2 separate regions of the Mus musculus genome follow, and region 1 is linked to region 2. Evidence: chromatin contacts called from ENCODE Hi-C or POLR2A ChIA-PET data. All regions are on one chromosome and are shown on one strand. Each heading gives the region's core, a stretch centred on a gene start or an enhancer-like site at or near the end of the contact. The rest is flanking DNA. Distances are from core to core; before and after follow the strand shown.

What was found. Hi-C counts contacts between places; a loop is a spot of excess contacts on that map. ChIA-PET counts read pairs that join two places held with the same protein, here RNA polymerase II (POLR2A).
Region 1: a map of heart shows a loop between it and region 2 (4-fold over the local background). The contact joins the promoter of Alg2 here to the enhancer-like site in region 2. A Hi-C loop is called at or near these places in 4 of 37 maps with a recorded cell type or tissue (adrenal gland, gastrocnemius, heart and 1 more). POLR2A ChIA-PET finds 5 or more read pairs at or near these places in 5 of 5 experiments (Patski and embryonic stem cell).

What each region holds. Positions count from the first base shown.
Region 1 is chr4:47,468,730-47,475,669 of GRCm38, forward strand. Alg2 (asparagine-linked glycosylation 2 (alpha-1,3-mannosyltransferase)) reads right to left here and starts at 5,638. Exons shown (of 2, transcript NM_019998.3): 1 at 5,210-5,638; 2 at 1,104-3,729. The coding sequence starts at 5,557. The coding sequence ends at 2,830. It overlaps Sec61b (Sec61 beta subunit), which reads left to right and starts at 5,932. Exons shown (of 4, transcript NM_024171.2): 1 at 5,932-6,024; 2 at 6,183-6,280. The coding sequence starts at 6,022.
Region 2 is chr4:47,436,315-47,443,886 of GRCm38, forward strand. No RefSeq gene overlaps it. Among named protein-coding and RNA genes, the nearest start is that of Alg2, 34 kb to the right of the region's middle. Within about 2 kb of position 1,262, at least 1 of the 3 ENCODE cell types and tissues checked has a DNase peak (open chromatin) inside an H3K27ac peak, as active enhancers do; it is heart, where a contact is called at or near this core.

The sequences.
Region 1 (6,940 bases), core at 4,388-6,887, 37 kb after region 2:
TCAGACCACCCAAAGATCAAGAGGTAAGTAACAAGGGGCCCAAGCAAGCATGGCAGCAGTGCTGTGGAGGGAGGTTCGAGGCAGACAATCATGGAACTTGATGACTGAAGCAGGTAGGGTGGGGTTCCAGGCTGTGATAAAGCAAATAGTTTACCCTCACTGATCCACAAGGGGGCATTGGATTTCATATGAGGATTAAATGAATGTCTACTATGCATCTCGGGCAGCACGCTGAGAAGTGGTTCCCTAATGCTAGAATTACTACTGATGAGGCCACAAGTCAGTTTCTGTGGTCCATGCTATTTCTCTACTGAATGCAATTTTGCAAATTCTGGACACCCTGTGGGGAAAGCTCCACCGTTAGCTGTTTATCTAGGAGCCTAGAGTCAAGTCATTCAGAGCAGGTGGGACTCTGCAGTCTGTCTACGCCTGGGAAGTTTTTTGTAATCCCACGGGCTCAGGACAAGGAAGACAAGTGCCAGGAACCCAGAGTTCATTTTAGAATGATAAACGCTCATAAGCAGCAATAGATTTTGTGCTTGCAGTGAGTAAGCCCTTACCACAGATATGTGACCAATTCTACCGGTCTTGAATCAAAGGGTCAGAGCTTTTTTGAAAAAGGGTCAGGTTTTGCCCGAAAGGCTCTAATTCTCCAATGTATGAACCAAACCACAGACTTGGGAAGACCTACTTTACTGGATCTTCCAAAACACTAGAGAAACTAAATTCCAGAGCCAGGCGTCCCATCCTTACTTGTGAAGCTTCCTTTTGGTATCGTGCCTGGAAAAATGCTCTTGAGATACAGATTTAAACTAAAACTACAGCTCTATGGAGCCTCAACAAAGTGGTCTCTCCCTGTGGCCTGAGTTCACATGGAACTTCTAGTTCGTTTTAACCTCTAAAGGTAGTGGCTAACATTTATACCATGTATTTCTTCTGCACTGTGTCTACTGATGAAATCTGTCACAATCACCCTTCCAGGGAAGCGTGACAGGGCAATTACCCCACTTCGCAGATGAAGAAGTGAGGTGTTAAGCAGAGATTACTGCCCTCTAAGTCCGGCAGGCTGTTCGGCTCTGTGCTCGCAACCATAAACTGGACCATCTGATTACAGATATTTATTATATTCTTACAGGTGAATTTAGCTTTAAAATTGCTTTAATACTTGCACTTACAAGCAACAGGTAAACAACAACGAACAGTTATTACTGGGCAGTGTCACAGGGATAGGGGAGTTGAGAGGTGGGGTGGGGGCGGGGTGTCAAGCAAGCTTCACACAAAGGCATTTACGTGAAGGACAGGAAACACTGGCATGCTAAACTGCAGAGAATACGATACAAACACTACGAGGGCTGGAGACACCAACAACATTAAGAAACACGTCTGAAATATGAAGCTTAGTATATAGTTCAGATGCGGAGTGTCCCCGGTGGTGGCCATTCTTGGTTGTCAACTTGACTCCATCTGGATTGAACTAAAATCTAACAATGGAGGGCACACCTGGGAGGGATTTTTGCTTAACTTGAAGTTGGCAGGTCTTCCTTTAATTCTGATCTTCAAGTGGGAAAACGTACCTCTAGTCTGCGCCATGCCTTCTGCTGGCAGCCTATACAAGGACATGGAAGTAGGGAGCGTTTGCTCTTGGCTTGCTTGTCCTTACCTTGCTGGCAAGTCCATCCCTTCACCGGCGTCAGAGCCTACTTTGGGATTCCAGTGTATACTGAAGATCAGCTGAGACATTCAGCCTCCTGGACTGAACAACTACTGGATTTCTGGACTTTCTGTTCATTGTTGGATTAGCTGGACAGAAGCCTGTACGCCATTTGTTCTTCTTCTTCTGGGAATTCATTCTGTTAAGTGCTGTTTGCTATTTTAGAGAACTCTAATACAGTTCCCAAAGGCCTGTGCCCTGAGGCCTGGTCCCCGGCCCACACTGAGAGCCACACTAGGAGGTGACAGGACTTTTAGTAGTGAGGGCTAGTGGAAGAGAATCAGGTCATCAAGGGATATTTTCTAGAAAGGGATATGGGACCCTTTTTGTCTTTGCTCCCTGCCTCAATACACTGTTCTGGCACAGGCTCAAAGGAATAAGGCCAAGCGTGACACGGTAGGCCAAAACATGTGTGATGGTGTTCCTTCATGTAAACTATCTCATTTATCCTAGTCTTCTGACTTCAGGTTTATGTATTTAACAAGATGAAGTCAGAGCATCGGGCTCAGATCTAATGTTCTATTCTCTTCTGATGCCAAACATATTTTATTGTCAAGTTGCAGTAAAAAACAAAACAAAACAAAAACCAAAACAATAAATAATACTGAGTACTCTTGTTATAGATCCAGCCAAAATTCTAACAAAAATTTTCTAGCAGCTACTAGAGAACACTTTAAGTAAACCGAGCTTGGGAGCTGCAGCAGCCTCGTTCCCATTACGCTCTGAAGTCAAATCAATTGACTGTGACAATGGTAAGACCTACACTACTAAAGCCAATTAAGGCACTGGATGATCAAACCTTTATATATAAAGGAACAATAATCCAGGAAAATAGAGTTAAAATAGTCTGCTAGCAGCAGATTCCTACCATACTTTCAACAACACTCACGAGATACGGAATGATTACAGCATTAAGAATATTTCAGAAATGACAGGTAGGTGTGGTGGACAGGTGGCTCACATTCAAGACTCAAGTCTACTTAAAAAAGAAAATCTCACTAGCACTAGATTCTAGCTCCTTTGTTTCCCCCTTTCTTTTGGTTTCAAAGGCGTTTCTACAACCCATAAGAGGGATCGCAGTGCATGTAGCATACAGACTCTACACTGTACTCTCCTGACTACACCAGCTTCGTGACATACTGGTACAGCTGGTCTGCAAATGCATCAGCTGAAAACTTCTCCGCCACCCTGGCTTTTCCAGCGAGGCCCATCGTGGCTTTTAAGGATGGTTTGTGGATGAACTTCTCCATGGCTTCTGAGAAGTGCACTGGGTCTGGCTCACACAGGAACCCCGTGACCTTGTGGACAATGGACTCCAGGGGCCCACCGTTATTAACAGCGATGACTGGGCACTGCATGTACATGGCCTCCAGAGGGACGATGCCAAAGTGCTCGTTGCTCGGAGTGTAGAGCACACACAAGCAGCCGTGGAGGAGTGAGATCTTCTGTCTGTCCGAGAAGGACCGCAGGAAGGTCACATGACGCTCAAGGTCTGACTCTTGGACCATTTTCTTCAACTCCTTATAGTGCTCCACGTTCTCCGGGATCCTATCGTCATAACCACCGGCCATGAAGAGATGAACCTTATCCCACTCTTGAGATGGTAACCGATTCCGAAGCTGCACCAAGGATCTCAGTGCCAAGGGCAGATTTTTCTTCCTTTCGTATCGGTTGATAGAGAGGAACAGGAATTGCTTCCCCTTGGGGACGAGGTCATCTATCTTTTCAGGAATAGCCAAGTCAAAGCTGCCGATATTCAGAGATGGGTAGAGCACATCAGGATTTCTGTGAGACAGGGTCTTGAAGGTTTCTTTAAAGACGGAAGCAGTGTACTGGCTGTTGACCAAGATGCGGTCTGCCATGCCTGTGGTGTATTCCTCGATCCAGTCGATGGGGGCCCTGTAGAACTTCTTCAGAGCTGAATTTCTCTGAGTAAGCAGCAGATCTGGGAAGTGACAGTAAAATAGGACCCTCTTACGCCGTCTGGCCAGTTTGAACACCGGGATACAGGCAGACACCTAACCAAGGTAAAACAGTAGATAAGTGACTGGTCGCCTTAACCTCCTTGGCCATAAGCCTTTTCCTGGTTGACTAGCTGCCTGGTATTACTGAATCCATAGGACCTGGGTAAATGTCTGCATTAACCATGAACATACGGCTTCCTCAGGGTGGTTCAGTGCAACTCAGGATCATAATTAAAGATTCCCTGGAGCAACTGTGGCTATTTCCACATGTCAGCTTAGATAAGAGCACTGGGTAGCCAAGTATAGACCTTGGAAGAATAAGGTGACATCATTGTAAGTAAAGGCTGGAAACTGTTACTGACATTTACAATGACCATGACTATCAGGAGATTCCTCAGAGGACTGTAAGAAGTGAAATAAATGCAGTATTAGGATGTCATATCTAGTGTCACACCTAGGATCACACACACACACACACACACACACACACACAGCAATGTTAGTGTCTTTTAGGGAAGACTGAAATATTTACAGGACAGGGGACTTTCCAGTCACTGAAGAGACTGATGTGGATCTTGAATATCAATAAGCAAGATGTTTCAAATTTTTGCAGAACAAAAGCAAAAAGTCCAACAGCAGGTAAACTGGATCCCAGCTGTGTACATATAAGATGTAGCAGGAAACAGACACATATACTACCAGGGCCACACATCACTTCTGGAAGGATGCAGAAGACACTGTTGACAATGGCTCGCCCTCTCAAGGATGGGGACAGGGAATTTTTACATTATACTTCCTATTTGAACTTTTACTCCTGAGTAAATGTTACTTCTTAATTAAAAAAAAAAAAACACTGAGGACTGAGGGTTGGCTCCAGGAATGTTGGGTATGGCAGTGCACACCTGTCCAAAAGTCTAGCTCAATCTTTCAGTTCCAGGTTCAGTGAGAGAGCCTGACTCCAATGTTCAGGTGAATATTAGCTGACCTCTGGTTTTGATATGCAAGCTCAGACACTTGTATAGACAAAATAACTGGATTTTTCTCCAAAGACCAATGGGGACCCTAATGGGGAAACGATATGTTTAGCTTGACTTTAATCCGTGGCACTGCTAAGTACTGGAATGGCAGTATTAGAAAGACTGGAAGGGTGGGATGGATGGGACCTGAAAGCAGAGACAAAGGAATAACGGAGAAGAAAGAAGAGTAAATTGAGTCACATACAAGGTGTGGCCGGAAGTCGTCTTTTAATGCCAGCAACCACCTGGATCCAATCATTTTAGTCCCAAGGCTAAACATTTAAAATGCAGACACATAAGCCCTACCTCAAGGATCTTCAACGAAAGGAAGGGGGCGGGGGAGAGATGTCCCTGAGATCTGCCATTTTAAAGGGTCTATCCATACTAAAATTGGTGGCCGTTCTCTCCCTGGGGACTCCTGCTGGACAGTTCCTAAAAACCTAGAACAGCGGTCCCTCCCCCCCTCTCGGCGCCGCCCCCCCCCCCCCCCCCCAGCCAAGAATTGGTGGCGGCCTCACCTGGTCGCACACCACCACGTCGAACTCCTCGCCGGAGAGAAACAGCACGTAGAGCGCCAGAAAGACCATGCGCACGTAGGAGCAGATGGCGGCGCCGCGGCCGCCCCAGCCCAGGCTGCGAGGCAGCCAGTCCCCTGCGCATTGCACCGAGAGCTCGCGGGTCTCGATGAAGCAGTGGTTCGGGTCGTAGTGCGCGGTCCATATCTTCACATCACAGCCGTACTCCTGCAGCGCCAGCGCCGCGTCCAGCACTAGGCGCTCGGCTCCGCCTATACCCATGTCTGGGTGCAGAAACAGCACAGATGGGCTGTAAACCCGGGAACGGGCTCGGTACAGGTTTTCGGCCATGGTAGATGAGCCGCGCTTGCGCTCTCCGCGCGAGCTTCTGCAAGCTCCTGCAAGCTCCGCCCCTGGCCCCCTCTGGCTACTGAAAGCCGAGCCAGCGCAACTACGCCTGCGTTAGTTTAGGCCACATCAGCGATAAGCTTGTGGGCGCTAAGAAAATGCCTGACTCAATTTCTCATGTGGACCTGTCCAAAGCTTGCAATTTGGTGATGTTTGACCATATTAAGCACGCTAAATAAATTACATAAAAGAAGCGAAAGGGCTGTACTTTCACACGGCCCAGTTGTTGTCGGCGTAATCTTTACAGGCATATCTCAGGACAGCCCAGTCATCCAAGAGTCTGCGAAGGCCCTGCCAGCCGGCCGGGGGGCGGTGCCAGAGCCTGTATCTACGAGAGTTCTGAGTGCTCGGCAACTTCACGACTTCCCTCTTCCTGCCTCCTGTGCCCACCGTTCTTAGGCATCAGCATGGTGCGCGGTCCCCGCTTCCATGGGGTGCACTAGCCCCTATCTTGGTCTTCCTTTCTGGGACCTCATTGCTCTTCCCAGCTTCTCGGGTGGGTGTGGGGTCGGGGGTGTGAAGAGGATTTGACCCGCGATGTTCACTGTTTGTCTGCTTCCCTCTGCAGCCGGGTCCAACGCCCAGTGGCACCAACGTGGGCTCCTCTGGCCGCTCTCCCAGCAAAGCGGTGGCCGCACGGGCTGCGGGATCCACTGTTCGGCAGAGGTAAGTGGCTGGGGGCTTGCGGGGGACGCCCGGTTATGGCTGGAGGAGGCTAGGTACCCAGGGTTGCATTGCATTGCTGGAAGGAGGAGTTCCAGGATGGAAAGATTAATAGGGGCCGAGTGAGCCCGAGCTGACGTGGCCATCTAGTTAGTTAAAGGCCCTTTAGGAGGGAGGCATGGTTTTCCTCTCCTTGATCAGCTGCACGCACCACTTTAGTTAAAGGTAAATTAGACTAGGATCAGGAATAACTTTAGGAAAAGCGTTGGCATAAAGCTGGTGTGTCTGAGGCTTTACCTTTCAGTCTTCCATATGGAGGTCCCATACACACTCAGTTTAACAAAATGTGTCTTACACAGTCTGTCACCCTGGTTCCCCATCCCAGCTGTGTGTGTGTCTTTCTTTTTAAGTCTATTTTGTGTATGTGTGTGTATTGCACGCACCTGTGTGTGTGTGTGTGTGTGTGTATGTATGTGTGTGTGTGCGCGCGCGCATCTCTTTCTTGCCTGGTGTCCTTGGAGGTCACCTGAAACTGCAGTTATGAATGATTGTGAGCTACCATATGAGTACTGGGGACCGATTTGGGGTTCTCTGCAGGAGCAACAGGTATTCTTAACCTCTCAGCCACTTTTCCAGCTTCAGGGTCTCCTTATTTTTAAATGT
Region 2 (7,572 bases), core at 12-2,511:
TTGTTGCTTCCCTATTACGAATCTATGCAGAAATCCTAGTTATTAATTAGTTCACTCATTCAATATAAACACTCAAGGGGAAATATAACCTGAGGTCGTGTCATTTTCCCTCTCATAAATGGTTTGATGACCTCAGGGAGAGGGAGTCTATGGGAAGGACATGTGCAGAAAAGCATGCTTCCGCCAGGGGTGGTGACTCACACCTGTAATCCCAGCACTGGGGAGACTGAGGCAGGGGGACAGCTGAGAGTTCCAAGTTGGTCTCAGGTATCTCCTACCTCCTAAGTGGTTTTCATAGACAGGAGCTTGGCTTTTGCGAAGCACACATGACAGACAAAGCTCACTTCCCAGGTTTTCCTCATGAAGGCCAGAAAGCAACTGTGCCACTCACTTTAATCTCTCTTTCTTATTAATTTATTTATTCACTTTGCATCCTGATCAACCCCCTTCCTCCACTCCCCCCAGTCTCACCCTTACAAATCCCTCTCCCCCATTACTCCCTCATCTTCTCCTTAGAGAAAGTAAAGCCCCCTGGGGTACCACCCCACCCTGAGACATCCAGTCCTAGATGGACTACACACCCCTTTTCCTGAGGACCAACCAGGCAGTCCAAGTAGAGGAAGGGGATCCAATGGCAGCCACAGGGTCAGACAGCTCAGTTGTTAGGGGACCCACATGAAAACCAAGCTGCACATCTGCTACAAGTGTATAGGGAATCTAGGTCCAGCCCACTGGTTAGTGGTTCGGTCTCTGTGAACCCCCACAGGCCCAGGTTAGTTGTGGTGTCTTTGACCACTCCGGCTGGCTTAATCCTATCCCCTACTCTTCCACAGGACTCCCCACAGGCCACCTGATGCTTGTGTCTGCTTCCATCTGCTCCTAGGTAAAGCCTCTCAGGAGACATATGTCTCCCCTTTTCAATAAGGTAGTATGAAATACAGAGAAAGTATATGTGAAGCACCCTAAGGGGCAGGGCAGAGGGAGGGAGGATGGCAGTGTTCCCACTCCGGCAGGCTGTACGAGCAGGGAGCTTCCCCGGGGCTGATTCTCTTGGAAGCCCAGCCCTAGAGAAGACACGCTGGACTGGTGTTTCCCATAATACTCCTGGGAGAGGGGAACATTGGACAGGCAGGCAGAGAAGCAAGCTCTGGAGCACGGTGCCCAGCTTCCCTGTGGCCTCATTCATACACCTGCCACACAGTGCCAGGAGACCTGGCGTTAAGGAGCCACCTTTCTCAAAGGAGCCCGATCCTCATGGAGATTGCCGCTGCTCTGAAAATATAGCGGGCGTGGCCATCCTCTCAGCTGACACACCCTTTGACCCCTTTGAATGCTTGGAGCTGGCAGATGCCTAGAGCTGAGGACACTTACATGTATGTTCAAACAAGTATAAGAAGCTGCACCCCCCGCCCCCTTCAGACAGAGCAGAGATGAACCAGAAGGCCCCCCGCCCCCATCTCCAGCAAAGGCGGGACAAGCCAGCTGCCTGGAGGAGGGGCATAAGAGTCAGTTCCCCACGGACGACTTCGTTGACAGCTGAAGGGTGAGGTGGAGCGACAAGGAGACACTCGCTCACCCTTCACCCCTCATGAGTGCTGGGGCAGCGCTGCTGGCTGGTCATTTCCCAAAAGCTTGCCAAAACAAGCGACATAAATCAAATTTTCATTTCATTCCTTCAGGCTCGACCCTTCCGTCAGGCACTCAACAGCTGCCTCCTGAGCAGATGTACAGCTCATTAGTCTATCGTGCCGCTAGAGCCAAGTCCAGGACCCCAACCCCCATTCCGGGGCGGGGGTTGGGGGGGGGGCGGTAGGGAAGGACGCTAGCAGCCTTTGTTCTTCCACTGTCGAGCACTTCGCATATCAGCCACCAGGGGGCGAAAGCTGCACATACATCGTTGGTTCCCAGAGCCAGCTCAACCCTACAACCCTCTCGCCTGGCGTTTGGAAGGCGATCAGGGAGGGATGGTGAGACCTTCCTCTACCTCCAGAGCTTTTCAAGCCTTTAACGTGTAGGAATATCTTGTTTGGTGCGAGGATGCTTGGTTTAGGCAGACAGAACTGGATTCAGATGCCTGGTCTGATGCTCTCAGCCTTTGGGCCTTCATGATGAAATGTGATGGTATCGCTTGCTGTGGGACCCCACCCGGTGATCCTGAGGCTAACGTGAGGCAGATGAAGTGAGGAGCAGCTAAGCATCGTGACAAGGAAGTTCTCTAGGGACATAGAGTGCATGCAATTTCTCATGTCTTTATTTTCTCTTACTATGTCTCATTAACCACACATTTAAGCCTCTTATTTAATATAGATGAACAGAATCATATTCAGAATATCTCTGTGTTCTCTGTCTCTCTCAGACACACGCACGCACACACACACACACACACACACACACACACACACACACACACACACACACACGTCTCTGTCTCTCCAGGGCTGGAGATAGAAACCAGGGCCTTGCACATGCTCAGTAATTACTCTACCATTGAGCTATGTTCTCAGAGTCGTCTTTCTTCTCTAAAACAAACCAAGCCAAGAAGCGCCATGTGTTTATCTGTAAATCAACATGTCTATAAATCGATTCCACCAGTTGTCCCCATCCTTAAGTGTGGAGTCCAAGAAGCAGCAATAGGTTGGAGAGTGAAGCTGTTTCTGTTGTGCCTGTGGCTCACCCGTTCTCTCCCTTGTGGACCTGTGGTCCTCTCCCTACTCTACCCAGGATCCTCCCCTCCCCCTGCTTCCTTTGCTGCTGCGACTCAAGGTGGAGTCGCCTCCGCTACCCCCACAATTCTGACATTAGCAACCTGCCCCAGGTGACTTTCTAAAGGGAGGTGGGTTCCTGCCACATTCTCCTTGGAGGCATCACAGTTGCGTTTTGCCTGTTGACAAAGCTTGACAGCAGGCATCCAGGCCCTTAGAGCTGCATGTACTGGCTTCAAAGCCTGTGCCTGGCTCTTGGTTATGTGCTGTACACTCACAAGGCTGTAATCGCCTTCATAGCTATCTTGAGACATGGGGTCACATTATCAGCTTCAATTTGTAGTTAGAACTGGGCACTGAGAAGTGACCCTCTTGGTAATCTAGGGAGGAATAGAAGGGACAGCAATCTGAGACTTCCCCAAGTCACAGGACAATGTAATGCTATGCCTAGTGTCACCTTGCTTAGACGTACTGAGCCTCCTCCCAAGCAGCAGAATTCATGGTTCCTTCCCCCATGTTTTCCAGGAGCCCTGGTTATGTGCAAGACATTTTACCAGGTGTCACTCTGCCTCTGCTACTAGGATGGAATGGATTCAAGCACAGAACCAGAAAGGAACACTCAGAAAATTCTGACTACATCAAATCCTCTTTTATCTAGTAGTTTTACTGAACCATGCCTCCCATCCCACGCCCTAAACCTACCATTAGCCTCTATGCAGCTGGACTGCTGTGATTTCAATTTTGAATGCACCCCAAAGGCCTGTGTGTTAAAAGCTTGGTTCCTGGTGTGGTGCTGTTGGGAGATGGGGGAACCTTTAGGAGGGCAGGGCCGAACGAGAGATCTGCAGGTCACCAAGCTCTGCAACTTGTCCCTTTGCTTCCTGCCCATGAGGAGGTGGTTTTGTAGCATCGTGTGTTCCCGCTGTGATGCGCTGCTGCTTGTCACAGGCCTAAGGGATGAGCTAGAACCTCCACACCGGAGCTAAAATAAAGTTGGTTATCTGGGCTTGTCTGCCACAGCGCTAGAGAGTTGACAACCTCATGGGCTCTGCACATGCCGCAACCTGTTCAAGCTAAATCTCCTAGGGCAGAGCTCTTTGTGGATAGATCTGAGGTCCATCCTGGGCCCAACTGTGGCCTCCCTCTCTAGACCAAATCTCTCTCTGTGTACTGGCCTGGCTAGTCATTTTGCTCGGTGTACTGGTCTGGCTAGTCACTTTGCTTAAGAGAGCCTCTTACCTTCTGCCTGCCGCCCATCACCTTCTTATCCCAGGCAGGGGGCTGTTCTCAGCTTTGCTCTCACTGTCTGCCCCGTTGCACAGCCACTTTCAGCCCCAGAGGGGGCAAAGGAGCTGTTCTATAGGCAGAGGCAGATACATATTCAAAAGCAAGTGGGACAGTAACAACTTACATGGTGCCGTAATGATCCACACGGAAATATTCCCTCGCCTCTTGGTGAAATTGTCATTCCGAACCACGGAATACATTAAGTTTTATGATCTCCCCGCGTCTTTGGGGAATATAAATCTGGAAACATCATCTTCATATGACAAGGCAAAGAGTCCCTGGGGACTCAAGATGTTTGAGAACGTTAACTGAGAATCAGAAATAGTTGGCGATTAATATTGGGATTTTGTTTATGGGCACAAATAAATCCCAGGTCTAGGGCTGACCTCTAAAAATCTGCCTATGACAAAAATTCTGAAGGCAAATGATGGGGCAGGAAACAATCTGAATTTAAAGAAGGGATTGGGGGGGGGGGCTGGGCGGCAGTGTTTAGAAGCTCATCTTTTCTGACTGTACATTTGAATTCTGTGCACACCGCCATAGTCACCGACTGAAATAAAGATGATAGAAGGTAGAAATTTATATCAGCGGTCTATAGTCAGGCAAGCTTTGTGACTACATGGGGTGAACCGGGAGTACTCTTTTCAAGGCTCGTTGAGGGAGGCTCCTTACTCTTCTTTCACCACTAAAATGAAGACCCAGTGGCCATCTGGGCAGTAAAGGGACACGGGAGGATACGCTGGCACGCTGAACCTTACTGCGTCTTACACCCAGAAACGGAGGTGAGGAGTGAGTCTTCATGGAATGAGTCAGCTTGGCGTGTGAAAGCATCCTTTCTGTCTCCTGCTTTCCGTCTCCAGCTCTTGCCTAACCAGAACCAGCCAGGCTCTTCCTGGGCCTGGAGCCCATCCGGGAATACTCATGACTTCTAGATGACGATGACTGCCTAAGCTGGATATGGGGGCGCATGCCTGTAACCACAACACTTGGGAGGCTGAGGCTGGAGGACTGAGTTCAAGGTCAGCCTTGCCTACCATGAGACCATGGATCCAAAAAGCAACAAACAAAAACAAATGTGGAGAAATATGACGGTGGAGAAATATGACGGTGGAGAACAAGGTCATTAAAACTGGCAAGTGTGGCTCACTCTTTGTGTTTCTCTTCATTCACCCGCCAGTCCCCTCTACAGCCTTTCTCTAACCTGCCTGGCACAGCTAAAGACACAGAACGACCACTGAATCTAATAATAAAAATAAAATCAAGTCTCTCCACCTACTAATATCTGTGTGAGAGAGTAAAGACCCAGTTTTAAGTCACCTGCAAAAAAAGCACCCCAACTAACTACTTACTAAGGAAACACACTTTGCCTGTCATTGAGATTTAACCTTGACTTTTCTAAGAGTTTGGCATCTAACGAGAGCTAGTTGTTCTCTGTCCTGAGATGCCCTGGCCTCTCTTTTATCTTCTGGAAGGCCTGGATCCTTGCACCTTCAACATCCTTTCCCAGTCTGGTTACCTGCTGCTCACACTGCAAGCCTCTATCTTGGAGCAGACCTCATGGATAAGAGCAATTTGATGGGAGAAATACATATGTTCTAAGCTTGAAAAGCTATGTAAGAGAGCTGATACTGTACACGCACACACACACAAACACACACGCACGCACACATATGCACACGCACACATGCATACATATGCATATACACTAACACACATGCACACACGTGCACACTCATGCACACACACACACACACATGCATAAACACATGTATACACACGCATGCACAAACATGCTGTGGTTATAGGTGCGTACCCCCATATCCAGCTTAGACAGGAATCGTCATCATTCTAGAAGTCATGGGTATTCTGGGATGTGCTCTAGACCCAGGAAGAGCACACATGCACACACCCTCTAAACCAAACCATCCAAACAAGCAAACTACTAAGCATAGGGCTAGGGAGATGGCTCAGCATTTAAGAGCACTGGCTGCTTTTCTGGGGACCTGGGTTCAATTCCCAGCGTGTACATGGCAACTAATAAACATCTTTAACTCCAGTTTCAGGGGATCTGATTTTCTTACACGGGTCTGTAGGAGAAAAAAATTTTAATCCTTAATAAAATTAATCACTTTCAGGTCTTTAATGGTTTGAACGCAACTGTTATAGCTCATTGTCCTATACTAAAGGAAAGTACAAATCAGAGTACGAGTAACCACTCCCATGTTGGAGAAGAGTAAAGTCATCCTTACTGTGAAGGACCGTCACATTGCTGTAGGTCATTTCAGAGCGCTTTCTGTGAAAATAAAAATGGTGTAGCTGTTCTTAGTGAGTGGTTTCTGTGTCCCTGGAACAGCCAAGTTCTTATGATTCAGGGTATATAGGAAGAGCCCCATTTTACAGTTGATGAAACCGTGGCTTGAGAAAGCATTTGATTTTCCCAAGGTTACCCCACAACTAAAGGTAGGATCAAAGTTAGACCCTACCTCAAAAGCCCAAACTCTTCACCCCTGCTTGCCTCTCATCCCACCTTTACAAGGTGCTGTCTCACAGCCCCTATTGGACTGTCTTCCATCTCTGCTGTAACAATGTTAGCACGGTTTTGTGGTTTAAAACAACAGACCTATTCTCCTACAGCTGTGGATGTTGTGAGTCTAAAATGAGTCTCCTGGGGCTAAAATCAAGATGTAGACAGGTGGGCAGCTGAACATCTATTCCTTGCTTCTTCCCTCCACACTCCCAGCAAAGATGAGCTTCCTGTGGGTCCTCAGAGCCGAACTCACAAAGACACCCAAAGCCCCACTCAGCAGTGGCTCCTACGTAAATACAAAGTGATTTATAAGTTTAAGACAGCCGTGCTTATGATGGCAATGACTTGAGGGCAGACTTTCACTGTCACACAGCACCAAGAGGTAGATTTGCAATAGAGGACATGACCATGTGTATGGCCCCATGATTCCTGCCTTCATTCCCTCATCTCTCCGCTGGTCTTTTCTCCTTACAGAGATGCTGTGGCCACCCGGGGTCCACCCAGATAGCCCGAGAGAACCTTCCCTTCTCACAATCGGCAGCTTAGTTACACGTGCCAAGGCTCTTTTTTCCGTTGAACTAGCATATTCACAGGGGTCAGGCTATGGGATATGGATGTCTCTGGAAGTATCATTTAGCTCACTTGATGGCCTTTCTATCCAAAGACCACTTTTAGGGTGACCCATGCCCATATTTCATGACTCACCAAGGACAACATCCTGTCTTCCCTGACAACACCTAATTTGGAAACTAAGCAATCCCGTTGCCCACTTTCTCCATTCAGTCCCAGGCTTACCCTCTTCAGTCTCTCTGGGGCATGACACGCCCCTCCATTTTTTTTTTCACTTTCTTCCAGAGGGAAGAGGTACTCCAGCATCAGCACCCGGCTGTCCTCTGGTTCATCTGCTGCCACACATGACCTTCATATTTAAGTAGAGTGAGTCTGACCTCCATAGGTAATGGGATAAAGGGAATCTCCCTTGGGTGCAAGGTTTCCAGTCCTCTTCGTTACTTCTTGGCTGGTTTTGCTTTTCAGTCAGTTGCAGTATCTGTCCTT